2 separate regions of the Mus musculus genome follow, and region 1 is linked to region 2. The links are chromatin loops, found by intact Hi-C in ENCODE. Cell type or tissue: heart. All regions are shown on one strand.

Region 1 (2,500 bases), 470 kb after region 2:
TAAACTACAGGAAACCCATTCAGATCTTCCTCTCATGGACCAAATAGACTCTACCCAGATAAGAAAATCTGACAAAATTTCCCACTTACTACCTATTCCAAAGGGTGGGATTCCTCTGGGTTTCAAATATACATCTTAAGAGAAAATTTTTCTTTCTCTGAAAAGCACTTAATCTTATTCTCTACTAACAATAATGTGTTTCAACATTTTGTCAAGTCCAGGCACTTACCATGTCCAGGACAGCTCCAGAGAAGCAACCTCCAGATGCTCCAATCTCCTGTCACAGACACAGATGGATCTACTGGATATTTTCCTTCTGACCTATGCTCACATGGCTTCACAGGCTCTGGACAGCAGGAAACATCCAACTCTCCTAAGACTGGACAAATACTCCACATACCCACTCTTCTAGGTTCCCTAGAGATCTGCCGTCCCCAAACCAGCCAGAAGTAGTCAGATATTACGACGACCCTATTGCTGCTTTACCATCACCTCTATCTAATTTCTTCTTTTTTAATTAAACCAAAATGGGGGAATGTGAGCATTCTGTCTAAATTCCACCCCCACAGTTACCTGACAACAGCTAGGTGTGGGGCAGTGGAAGGCAGCCTATTTTGGTTGATTGAGGCTTGCTCAGGTGACCCAGTAAATAAACTCTACAAGGGATGGAATAGTGAGCCACGTTCCCAGAGAAAGGTGCCTGACACCACAGAGCCCCCAACTCCATAGTTCTGAGATTATAAGTCACACAGACAATGTCCCAAGCTCCTGGCATTCTGGCTAGACTCCACCCCCACAGATTCCTGGGTTCCTCCCCACAGTTACCTGACAACAGCATATAGCCCAGCTGACTGTAAAAGGGTCTGCTTAGCCCCTCCTCTCTCTCTTTAAGCTCTTACCTTTCTTACTCTCATCTCTAGCTGTACTACTCTCTTTCTGTGCCCCCCTCTCTCCACATGACCATGGCCAGCCTCTCTCTCTCTCTCTCTCTCTCTCTCTCTCTCTCTCTCTCTCTCTCTCTCTCTCTCTCTCTCTCTCTTTCTGCCTTTCTACAATAAAGCTCTAAAACTATAGACTGTCTCTGTTCATCAAGGCCCTCCATGCTTAAAAAAATAGGATAGGCTTTCCTCTAAATAGCCCTGTTTAACCTCCAGCTGGAAGGCCTTCCTGTGCTCCAGCCATGGACCAGACCAAAGTCTCTTGCCAGCATGGGAACCATCCAGTGACCCTCTCCCCCTGCCCTCCTCTCCCTTCTGCCCAAGGGCTGTCCAAGCCGACGGGGGCTAGGGGGGGCATTTTGTTCTCAGATCTGTGATCTCCAATGGTGTCTGGGATGTCGGAGACTGAGAACCTGGCCTCCATGAGGCCAAGAGACTTGGGACTGCCCTTTGTACTCCCCCCACCTTCCCCGCCACCGCCCCACCCCGGGCGAGCTGACATCCCATGGCTTCCCACAGCCAGACTCTTGCCCAGAGAAACAGAACTCTAGTGAGATGAAGGTTTTCTCCCACTCCCCTCCCCACCACCCTTTCCCCATGCCCAGTGCCCAAAATCCAGGTAGCTCCTCCCCATAGTTACCTGGCAACAGTGGTAGGCCTGACCCACTATAAAAAGGGCTGCTTGCAGCATTCTTGCTCTCTTGATCTCTTGCTTCCCTCTGTTTCTCCATTGCCCTGTTGGGCTCTTTCCTTAAACCTTCCCTTCACCAAACTCTTCCCTCTCTTTCCATGTGTTGATGGCCAGCCTCTACTTCTCTACTCTCTCCCCTTCTCTGTGTTTCTCTGCCTCTACTACCCTCTTAACTCCATGCCCCCGCCCCCATGCCATGAATAAACTCTGTTCTATAGTATACCATCCTGTGGCTGGTCCCTCAGGGGAAAGGGATGCCTTGGCATGGGCCCTCTGAGGCACCCCCTTCCCCCATACCTCACCACAGCCTCATAGAACATATTCTTTCTCTCTTTATCTTTTCATAAACACTTCAGGACCCAGCCCAACCCTTGTTAAATCCCTCTATCACATCTGAATCGTTTGTTCTTTACCATCCAGGGCTCTTACTTAGATTTAAGTGTGAGCAGATTAAGCCAAGCAGAGGGAGACCTGAATGTGGGAAAACTGTGGTCGCAAAGAATGTGGAACTTTTCATAAGTCAAAATCAAAATGACAACACCTGGCAAAAGGATATAAATGAAGGAAAGGGAAGATACCACAGAAAATGTCTCGTTTTCTCTGAAGATTTCAGTCTACTCTATGAAATGTGAGACTCCTTCACACAGTTCACACACATTCAGAGTCCTTTGCCAGGAACCCTGAAGAGGAGCAAAGAAGACTGCAAGAAATCTATTCTGACCCACAGAATCTAAGCACATGAACTCCAACAAGACCTCTTTGCAACAAGGGCAGGTCAGGACCTTGTTAGGTCTCAGAGAAACTCAGGATAAAAGGATAACTGGTGTGCCTATTAACATATCCATGTGGACATTGTTGGCTAGGTGGTTTC
Region 2 (2,500 bases):
ATCCAGCTGAAATCGTGGTACCATTTATTAATGTAGAGATTGACTCACTATGGACACAACATGAATGTTGATAAACAAGCTTGCAGTAATTTCTTGGATAACAACAGATACCCTAAAAGCAAGTGACTTCAGTTCATAAAATGAACTACTTGGATTTTCCCTCATACATTAAAGGGAATTCCAATATCTGGAGCCGCTACATTTTACACTGAGGCTAATAAATCAGGAAAGGCAGAAGATTTAAGTAAGGTGGCTGAGAGTCCCAGGAAATCAGTTCAAAAATCTTAATTATGTGCAATACTCATGGTGTTCTCAGATTTTCAAGTGTCTTATCATAGTAAATACCTCTCAATATAGAGAAATGTTTGTTTTACACATAGAGCCTGTTGATCTTATTTAGGATGATTCTGAATTGACTTCACTATTTATTCAACTATAACAAATAAGAGTAATTGACTACATATAACACATATAAGATTCCATACAGATTTGCCAGGCTCTCTGGCACAGGGTAATAACGAAATTGACCATTAATTGATAGGAAGTGTACTAAAGGCTTTGGAATTACATTTTAAAAATTCCATGTTAAAAGCAAAGGTTTAAAGAAAGAATTCTCTATCACAAGAAAAGTCTGTCAGTTGTCCCCATGTCTCTTTGATATAGTATTTGAAGTTCTAGCTCAAGCAATAAGGCAACTAAAAGAAACTAAGGGAATACCATTTGGAAAGAAGAAAATAGTGATTTTTGGCCGGGCGTGTTGGCGCACACCTTTAATCCCAGCACTCGGGAGGCAGAGGCAGGAAGATTTCTGAGTTCGAGGCCAGCCTGGTCTACAAAGTGAGTTCCAGGACAGCCGGGGCCATACAGAGAAACCCTGTTTCGAAAAAAAAATAAAACAGTGATTTTTCTATTTTCAGATAATATGACAGTATATATATGTGAGCCAAAAAAAATTCTACCAAAACGTTACATTGATAAATGTAGCAAAGTATCTACATACACAATTGACTTGAAGAAATCATTAGTTCTGCTCCACACAAAGTGATAAACAGGCTGAAAAAGAAGTTACAGAAACAACACTTCACATTAGCCGTAAATAAATAAATAAATAAATAATAAATAAATAAATGAATAAAAGCTAATTTATTCACATCCCAGCTATCCAAATATCGTTGAATCATAACTGTAATTTATTCCTGTAATTGTTTCATATCATAGGAGATACTATCATCTTTCCAAATACCTAACAAATGTGCCCTTGTCCTATTCCATTCTTCTAAGGATGAATTATATGACAATGGTGTAACACAAATATATTGAAATTTAACATGACATTTAGTGGACAATCTAGCTTTAATATTTGCCACCGCCTGTCCCATTTTCAAAACTACATCTTCTAAGGCATTATTCCTTGCTTCCAATTTCAAATCAATTATCCTTTATTCAGACAAGCCTAAGGTAATATTCCTATGCAATTCATTAACAAAGGTTGCAGTCTGCATACTTTTCACCAGAGCAGTAGTTGAAACTGCAAAGGTAGTAAGCATTGCTATCAAGGCAGATATTCCTAAAATAAGAGCAGCCACACACCTTTTAGGCCTAGTTAGCTCATTAATATTCTTTACAACTTCTAAAGTTGAATTATCATACCAAGATTCTTCCCCTATATCTACTGGCAGCAAAACATAAGCAGGGCGCTTTACAATCATCCTAATAGAAAAATCCTTATTAATTCCTGAAGATATACAATTAGTAAGAGCTATCAAAGGACAAGTTAATATGTCCTAATATCTGAGGACAACAAACTGGTGATCTTCCTGAGATTACTTCACTTTAGGCTAGCAAAATTATGAAAGAGCTTCAGTAGGCAAGGTCCTGGAGAAAATCACTTAAGGAAAGATTGCTGCTCTTAATGTGCTTTTCCTGTCACTATTAAACATAAATATAGACCATTAGGAATCAGTTCACAAGGTTGAGCAGATCTCTGAAGAACTACAAGATGAACTAACTTGTAGTGATACACTAAAGATATGTAGATAGTTTCTTTATCCTATACAATAATGATCCAAAAAATTCCTAAGTTGATGTTAATTACTAAGCTCTTTTAATAACAAAATTAATACCATTCTGATAGTCAGAACTGCAGTGAAAACTCTGCTATCCTTTATTCTCACTTCGGAGATAAAAACCAGACATTTTTCTGCTCAGAGGTTGTAAAAGCATTAGTTAAAAGTCATAAAAAGGGAATGAATGATTTATTATAGGTACAAGAACAGAAGAAAAGAGATTGGCTAGATTTATATTTGCAAAACTTTACTAATAACTTACTTACTATTTTTAACCCTCTGTGAACCTGTGGACCTGTGATAGGTGAGGAATGTATAACCATGTAATTACTCTTAATGAATATGCATGTTAACATTCAGTGTTTTAAACTTCTTATTCGATTTATGATTTGAATTTATGTGTAAACTTGTGATCATTTTTTACCATGTGGTCA

What was found. Hi-C counts contacts between places; a loop is a spot of excess contacts. Peaks named below come from ENCODE experiments on the same cell type or tissue, not always from the same donor. Only the 100,000 strongest peaks of a DNase experiment are listed, where the experiment ranks them.
Region 1: it touches region 2 in a loop (4-fold over the local background); 5 of 42 quality-filtered maps call a loop at or near these places.

Annotation. Positions count from the first base shown.
Region 1 is chr4:146,454,438-146,456,937 of GRCm38, reverse strand. All of the region lies in intron 1 of Zfp992 (zinc finger protein 992), which reads right to left. It also overlaps the pseudogene Vmn2r-ps16. Among named protein-coding and RNA genes, the nearest start is that of Zfp992, 6.7 kb to the right of the region's middle. In heart, no CTCF peak of the experiment used is centred here; a DNase peak (open chromatin) is centred at 1,367.
Region 2 is chr4:146,926,025-146,928,524 of GRCm38, reverse strand. All of the region lies in intron 6 of Zfp993, which reads right to left. Among named protein-coding and RNA genes, the nearest start is that of Gm21411, 26 kb to the right of the region's middle. In heart, no CTCF peak of the experiment used is centred here; no DNase peak of the experiment used is centred here.